Linked DNA regions of Homo sapiens: region 1 is linked to region 2. Evidence: read pairs that join two places in POLR2A ChIA-PET (ENCODE). Cell type or tissue: PC-3. All regions are shown on one strand. Links, peaks and the distances in the headings refer to the core of each region. The heading gives the core; the rest is flanking DNA. Region 1 overlaps IQCJ-SCHIP1 (IQCJ-SCHIP1 readthrough). Region 2 has its middle 290 kb from the start of VEPH1.

Region 1 (4,392 bases), core at 1-4,000, 1.8 Mb after region 2:
TCACCCTTATTAACCAGGAAGCTTATGGGGACCAGTTCGAATAGCATTACATTTCAAATACGTACCTCAAGAGCCCAAAGTAACAGCATTGTTCTGTCCTCTTTCTCAAAGAATATTAAAATGATTAAAATACTAAATCTTTTTTCTCTTCTCTTTATTTCCCTCCTACCTAATGTTGCACTAAATTTTTCTAGCGAGTTTGCTTCACGTTAGTAGTTTGCAATCAGCCGTAGTTGGAATTCTTACACCATGGAACTGGGCAAAGGCTACAAATGGGCTCTTTTTTGTTTCCAGAAAGCTGGTTTGTCTGCACACCACTGTTCCAACCCACAGCTTCTCCAAAGCCTTTCTCCTTAACTCCCAACTTATCCCCACCCACCTGCCTCTAGAGTAAACTCATCCTTCACACTCAAGCTTCACGGCTTCCCTCCCTTCTGTATTACCCTCCCTATGTCTCAGCAAGTTAATACGTAGATCAACTGTGCTTCTCCCTACATGTAGAGGACAGAGAAGAACCCAGCTAGCAAATACAGGGCTGTCTGGTGGAATAGGAAAAAGATGCTGTTAAACCAATACTGGGTCAACAGCAGCTTTCCCCTCAGGAGGATTTGACATGAACAGCGATGGTAGTTGCTCTATACTAAACTTGTGGCACCTTCTAAAACTAAGACTGAAGGCTTCCCCACTCTAGAGTGCAGCTTATATAGATAGATAGATAGATAGATAGATAGATAGATAGATAGATAGATAGATATATCTAGATATATATATATATCTAGATATATCTATCTATCTAGATAGATAGATAGATAGATAGATAGATATATCTAGATATATATATATCTAGATATATCTATCTATCTATATAGATAGATAGATAGATAGATAGATAGATAGATAGATAGATAGATAGATTTTTTTTTACCTTAACCAAAGAACAAAAGAAAAGGAAGCAAGTTATTTACTTTGGGAATGAGGGCTTGTGGAGTCTATCTTCCTTCACCTCAGGGGCTATATCACTTACAGCCACTGTCTCAGATGGTACCTGGAGTCCTTCCTGCCCATGTTTCTTGAAGGATCTAATCAGACATGATGTCACCAGTTTCTATACTAGTGGCTCTCTATCAGTGGTCCAACAAGGGTCGTCTGGGGCATGAATGACCCATTATATTATATAATGTGATAGTAAACTCAAGAGGTTAAAAAATTTATCCACCAAACAAAGCTTAGCAAACATAACAGTTTGCCTGGTGTAGATAGTAGTTTGCTTTTTCACATTCAGGCCAGACTAACAAGACCATTCAGTTGTGAGAAGTATCCTTCTCATGTGAGGATTCTACAGGCTGTTGTGTGGTTTGTTGTCCCCTGATGCAGTCCCTGAAGAAGCTGGTCTCCTAGATTGCATTCCTGTCCTCCCTTTTGTACATGCATTGGGATTGGCAAGTGTCCTAGACAAAACAGTATTATATTGCCAGTCAGCTGCCATTTGACTGAGGCTTTTAAGTTCTGGGATACAAGTGCAGAATGTGCAGGTTTTTTACATAGCTATACATGTGCCATGGTGGTTTGCTGCAGCTATCAACCCATCATCTAGGTTTTAAACCCCACGTGCATTAGGTATTTGTTCTAATGCTCTCCCTCCCTTTGCCCCCACCCCGACGGGCCCCGGTGTGTGTTGTTCCACTCCCTGTGTCCATGTGTTCTCATTGTTCAACTCCCACTTATGCATGAGAACATGCACTGTTTGGTTTTCTGTTCCTGTGTTAGTTTGCTGAGAATGATGGTTTTCAGCTTCATCCATGTCCCCGCAAAGACTGTGGCATTTTTGTAATTATTAGTGAAATTATAGACCATGGACTTCTCCACGCCACTATGGTAGCAGAGAATCTTCTAAGTTATCCGTAAAAGATTTATTTAAATATTTTATTTTCTCTCAAACTGCATGGTGAGGCAAATATATTTTATCCACAGGAATGGCCCCAGGCAGAGAAAAGACAGGAAAACAACATTTACTTGGCACTGGCTGTCTGCCAGACACTATTCTCAGCAAATTACCTCATTTAATCCTCACCCTATGAGGGAAGTACTATTATAATTCCCATTTTACAGATACACAAATGAAGAATCAAAGATGTAAAATAATTGCCCAAGAGCTAGAAATTGGTTAGAAACTGGTTGAGCCAGGATTTGCACCTAAGTCTATCTGGCATATTCTTCCCAGTAAGTTGTGCTATGTTGCTTATCTGGGAGTTCATCGCCTAGTGAGATGGCCTAGCCAGGTTGAGCCTATGATGAAGAAAAATATTCATCTGAAGAACAACTTGATAGGCTGAATCAAATTATTTTTAAAATCTACTGGAGGGTTTCTGAGGCTGCCAGGACTTGGAGGCCAAGATCCCGAAGAGAAGAGAAATTTATTGAGGCAATGTCAATATTGTGTGCTTTGCAATGCTTGTAAAAGTGTTTGCTGACTCTTACGTGGTTTTGGACGGAAGGCAGCTGCTGAAAGGTAGATAAAACCCATAGAGCTTTCCATAACCTCATTTGGCTGGAGGAAAGGGTTGGGCTTACTAAAGCAGTCAGAACTTTGGGAACCAAGATCCTAAGAAATAAATTAATGCAGAAAAGTGAACCCATCATTTTAACCAAGTTTTCATCTCAGGACATTTGCTAATTCTTAAGTTTTGAAGAGCAAGAGGCTAAGAAGCCAAAGTAACTGAGGAGTGGAGTTTTTAGCAGTCTTGTAGAGCTGTGAGATCAAAGTTGGAGTTCAAGGCTCACCAAAGAGGAGAAGACCTCTAAGCACTCAGGGACTTACACTAGAGACCTACACTCAAGAAATGTAGGTGAACAGAAGAAGAAACAACTTACAAAGCTTGGAACGAGCTGTGAGGGTTAGGGTCGAATTGTGGAGGTTTGCTCCTGTCTGACAGAATATATTTGGGAAAATAGTTAACATCATCCAGAGCATCTTCAATACTTCATGCACAGTGTCTGACATTCATCTAAAGTTACCATGCATGCCAAGAACTAGGACCAAGAGAAGAAGAAAAACAGAAAATGGAAGCTGACGTACAAGTGATGCAGATATTGGATTTTTCAGACATACTTTAAAATAACTATGATTATTAGGTTCAAGAAAATGCAAAACAAGATATAGAATTTCACCAAAGACCTGGAATCTGTAAGAAAGAATTACACAAACATTCTAGAAATGGAAAAAAATACAAGAATTGAAAGTAAAAGATGTATGAGAACCCAAAGGTATACCTGTTTATTTAAACCCAGAATTTAGGAAAAGCCAACAATACATGTAGACACATAGCTATTAACAGGCATTTTCTATGTGTAAAACAAGGTCAATAAAACAATATAAAAAATAACAAAACACAAAATGACCTTTATAGCATGGCCATAAAATCTGAAATATTAAAGATATCAAAGCAGCACCTGATTATGTTTTAAAGATTTTTTATGTGTAAAAATTTACTAAAAATACAACATAAAATCATAAAAACATACAGTTGGTGGAGAATAGACAAAGCCCACTCTTTAAGAAAAATTGTCTCTATAAAATACACAAAAGATGAGGTAAAAAAAGTGAATCTTCCTTTATTTAGACATTATCCTAAAAATAATAGATGATAAACTCAAAAGAGTACATTCTATCAATTATACATGCTGAAAATACGGTAATGATAATGCATAATATATTCTGTATCTGTAACTCATCAAGTTACTTGAAGTTAAACAAAAACACACACACACACACACACAACTTGATTACATTATTCTCTTAAGAAGACATTGAGACCCCAGGAGGTCCAGGCTGCAGTGACCTGTGATCAAGCCACTGCACTCCACTCTGGGTAACAGAAAGAGACCCTGTCTAAAAAAAGAAAAAAGAAAAAGAAAAACAAAAACAAAACACTGAATTTTCTTTTTCTGGCTAAGTCTTCTCCATTTGCTTATTTCAGAAATTTGCTTTTCCAAAGATGAGTTCACCCTGTCCCATTTTGGTACAAAACCTTTCATTTTATCTTTGAGCTTCTGAATTAACACTTTATTCCTACCAAATCTTATTGTTCAGGGATCAGGCAGTTAGTTTAAAGGATGAATCATGCCTATCAACAGGCCTGGCAGTTGCAGTCAACAGCAAATTGTGATTTCCAGAATGAAAGTGACTTGTTGCAGGACAACACTTACCAGCATGTGACCTGGGGCAAGTCACAGCCTCCCTGAGCCTCTGCATCTGTAAAGTGGGCTCAATTCCACCTCCTTCACAAGGCTGTTGTAGAGATTAAACAAAATAGACCATGTGAAAGCCCTGGGCCTCATTTATGTTTATAAACAAATCCTGTATTTTTAAAAACAAATTTCCACATTTCCTTC
Region 2 (4,404 bases), core at 173-4,172:
TTATGAAAGCACTTGAAATACAAGTAAAGCAGTCCAAACTTGATTTAACAGACAACAGGGAATTATTATGGATTCTTAAATAGGGAAGTACCATGATGGCTAATTTTCTGGGGCCCCAAAGCAATCACTACATCTTCCCAGCATTTACTCTATCCTATCTCATTAGCAAAATCTCAGCCACTGTATTTATTTTCCTAAATTATCTTTTTTGGGGGAAACATTAACAAGAATTCAGTATAATCCACATAATGAAAAGATTTTGCTACTGGATTTATTCTATTAGAAAAATAAAAAATTAAACATAAGCCATATTTGTGTATATATATATATATATACACACATCTGTGTGTATATATACATACATATATTTCCATTACTTTGCTTGAAGGAAAAGCTCTGTTTATGAGCAATTATTTATACATCTGGCTTATAATAAAATCATATTATGCAAAAGAACAGAATCAACTCAAAGATGAAATTCTGATTATAACAATATGGGGGCTTTACAATATTCCATTAGGGAGAAAGGAAATGCTAGTCAGCAACCCAACCAGGAAAAACTATTTTGGTCCATAAATTATGCAGCTTTGTGTTTATTCAATTAAGTTAATCCTAAATGAATCCTTCTGTGAAAACGCTATGTAAACACTGCAACATACAACAGGCAAGCAGTGCTGGGGGATGCCTGCGCAGAGGATTGCCAATTGGATCTGTCCCACCATGGAGCGGCTCCAGTTGCTCATTCGCTCAACTCCACCGACATCTCCAACAGTGTGAGATCAGGTTTAATAAAAACTCCGTCTGGCTCCAGGGCCGCGCAAATCCAGGTGAGGCCTCGCAAGTCCTTGAGACTTGATTGTTTGGGGCTACAGCAACAGAAATTTGATGGAGGTTTTATTAAATCTGTGAGAGACTTAAGAAGCCTCCTATTGCTTTAAAAGGCAATATAGAGTATTGGGAGGGCTGCCCTTCTGGGTACATATTGAAAGTTCTATTGTAGTATGAGGATTTGATAGGCAATTGTCCCTTTTCATGACTCTGCATTGAGTAAAGCAGGTCAATATTGGAATTCATATACACATCTGCATTTGCTATAATTCCATTTCTACATTCACAATAAATAATTGACTTAGCAGGGTTAAAACTAATAGCTATGAGAACCTCTGTACTTCAGGAAAGAATTTTCCCTCTGCAATTTGCCCTGTGGCTGGTATCCTTCTCTAGGCCTTGATGATAGTCACCTGGGAGCTCAGAGTTTGATTTCTAATTGATAGAGAGCTCCATGATATAAACTCAGCTCGTTCTTTTTTTTTTTTTAATCTATAATAGCAATACAGTCAACACTGATTCGACTATTTGGTTACAGTGAAGAGCAAGTGGTGGCCCAAATAAAGGAAACAAGGAAGAGGTGGTAATGGGACAGCTGGAAAACATTATCTACCCCCAAGAAAACAACGCTGGTGGTCAGCTAACATTGCAGGGTTTTGAGATAACAGTACATGAAAAACCTTTGTGATTTTCTTCTCCCAAAATGTGGGTTATGTTAAAATTCCATGAAACTAAGATTTTAACTTGATGCCTTTGGATACCAACAGAAACATATTTTCAAAATGGTATTCATTGTAGTAATTTAACCTCTCTAAGTCATCTGGAAGACACAACAATTTGGAAATCACCAATGGTAAATAAGGTATTTTGTTTTTCTTTCTGCCGCTACTATTTAAAGTAGGATGACTCACAGCCTCTTGGAGCTAGTACACTTCTATCATGAAATTTTTTTTAAAAGGAAACAATAAATACATAGTAGTCTCACAAGGAGATATTTGGATGACTTATTAAAGCTCTAATCTCTACCAAACTTTGGAAATATGCATGGTCAATCTAAAAGTGCTAATATAAAAAGTCACTGAGTTATAAAACTAAGGAAGTATTTTGGATTACTTTGAATAGAAGGATGTGCAATTGTGGACCTTAATTAAAATTTGTGGATCTCACAAAAAGAACCACACAGTGCCAGCAATTCCATGTCTCAGGCCCACAGTCAGCTCAGTATTTTGCTACCACTAGTTTTCTCCATTTTTTTTTAATAGCATGTAGTAAGTGAACAATAATAGAACTGATTCTGAAGGTTATTTAAAGCAAGGCATTTGTAGGTGCATAGCTGTCAGATTTTTGAAGAATAATTCCAACTATGTCTTAAACTAAAATTTTGTTATTCTCCTGCACAGTAGCATAAAACAAAATGTCCCACAGCAATTCAGATTGAAGTTCCTTGTGCTCAACGTCCAACAATAAAGGGAACAATCTTTAAATAACTTAAGTAGTTATTTTAAAACTGTCTCCTTTCAAAAATATGTTATCCAACGTCTGAGTCTTTCAGAAGTTAAATCTTTGAGAAATGAAATGAGGAATCTGGCGATTAGAACTAGGGTACCATTATGGCCTTGGTCAGATATGGACACTGCAATTTTTCAGATACAAAAAGACTGCCAAGTAAGTCTAATAGTTTCCCATTCCACACCCCCCCACCCCCGTTACTTTCTCTGTCTCCTCTCTGTGTGTTGGGTGATGGAGGAGCAGTGAGTGTGTGCATATACACATGTGCCTGGGTGGGTATGATAAGTAAGCCTGTGTCTGTCTTTGATCTTAATTTTCCCAATCAGGAGGATGAAAAGAAGACAGATATGGTGAACCCTAGAGGGACAGTTTTTTGTTTTAAAAATGTTAACTGATGTAGATACCATTCAGGTCCTGTATTTTATTCAAAATTCAGAAAGGAAGACTCATTCCACCTGTGAAGGAAATGGGCACTCTCACCCCATAGAAAGCCTATGATTCGGAAAATGTGAACACTAAGGAGGACCATTTGGAAATGTTTTTGGTCTTGCTCCAGTGCCTGCAGAGGCTGTGATGGATATGTTGGCTGAAGGCTCTTCTGACTTCCACCCCAAGCCACCACCTTGGTACACCGCTGCTGCTCCCTCCCTGAAGTATTTTCAGGCCATGGACAGGGATCATCCACAAAAAGTTTTTTGCTCTTATAAATGTTATTGTTACAAACTTGTAAATGAGTGAAAAAAAAGAGTTGTCAATAGCCCTTCATATGTTTGTTTAACAAATATTAATTTCCTGTCACTCTGTGCTCTAAATAAGATGGAAACAAAAATATATACAACAGTGCCAGTCCACAGTGCAAACATCAATAAACAACAAGCCAGGCCACTGAATTGCTTCCTCCACGTTGTTAATAATGTTATCATCGTTTATTACTAGTAAACTTTTGACATAGAACCTGGTTCTGTTTGGCCCATGAAAAACAAGGCTTCTATGACCTAAGTGGTATAACCTCAGATAGACAGTTCTGCTTAGATAACACCCAGGATGATGATTAATCCAAGGAAGAGCAGAGTACAGCTGGTACAATGTCTACCCCTTCCACCATACTCACCCACAGCCTTATTTTTAATCATTTTTCTATGATTCAAATTTAAAACTGGAACAAAAATATTACTAGTTTTTTTTAAGTTGTTTGAGGACACAGAACAAGTGTCACTTTCTTCATGTTCTCCTGTGCCTAATGTGGTGTCTTACACAGAGTAGTCATTTAATAAGTAGTTAAGTTGACTTGGACCTACTCCATTTTCAAAATATCTAAACAATGACTAAAAATAAATTGTAAATCTTAGGAAGAAAGCTCTGGTGTAATAAGAAGCCTACCCACTCTAATTTAAGGGGAAAAAAGGTGGGTAAAAAATTTCAACATAACTACTCCTCAAAATCAATCAGTTTATGAATAAAATGTATCTTTGTTCAACAAATTCATCTATAAACATAGTTATTAATTCATTGAGTGCACATATATTTTTTTGAGACAGAATCTCACTCTGTTGCCCAGGCTGGAGTGCAGTTGTGAGTCAGAGTTGACTCACTGCAGCCTCTGCCTCCTGGTCTCAAGCGATTCTCGTGCCTCAGCCTCCCAAGTACCTGGGACTACAGGCATATACCACCACACTTGGCTAATTTTTTTGTATTTTTTAGTAGACACGGGGTTTCACCACATTGGCCAGGCTGGTCTTGAACTCCTGACCTCAAGTGATCCACCCACCTCAGCCTCCCAAAAAGCTGAGATTACAGACATGAGCCACCATGCCCAGCCACATATTTTCATTAAACACCTACTATATACTTGATCTTTTACTAAGGTGTAGAGTTTTAAAATGTTGTCATACAGAGAGATGGGTAAGAGATGGATAGAGAGATAATGATGACATCAAAGCTGTCACTAGGTTATCATGGTCCTTTCTGCACAATGGTTTAAACCTCACAGAAGGTAGAAACGTCATGCACAAGACCAAGTTTTGTACTTCCTTGCTGTAGACTTGCTTCTTTCTTTCTCACTGGCTT

What was found. ChIA-PET counts read pairs that join two places held together with the same protein. Peaks named below come from ENCODE experiments on the same cell type or tissue, not always from the same donor. Only the 100,000 strongest peaks of a DNase experiment are listed, where the experiment ranks them.
Region 1: POLR2A ChIA-PET joins it to region 2 with 5 read pairs; 1 of 35 experiments calls an interaction of 5 or more read pairs at or near these places.

Annotation. Positions count from the first base shown.
Region 1 is chr3:159,625,387-159,629,778 of GRCh38, forward strand. The region is part of intron 4 of IQCJ-SCHIP1 (IQCJ-SCHIP1 readthrough); the gene reads left to right. The region is part of intron 1 of SCHIP1 (schwannomin interacting protein 1); the gene reads left to right. Among named protein-coding and RNA genes, the nearest start is that of IQCJ-SCHIP1-AS1, 140 kb to the right of the region's middle. In PC-3, for the core only: no CTCF peak of the experiment used is centred there; DNase peaks (open chromatin) are centred at 2,055 and 2,445; H3K4me3 peaks cover 285 bases; H3K27ac peaks cover 1,810 bases.
Region 2 is chr3:157,793,287-157,797,690 of GRCh38, forward strand. No RefSeq gene overlaps it. Among named protein-coding and RNA genes, the nearest start is that of VEPH1, 290 kb to the left of the region's middle. In PC-3, for the core only: no CTCF peak of the experiment used is centred there; a DNase peak (open chromatin) is centred at 1,725; H3K27ac peaks cover 670 bases.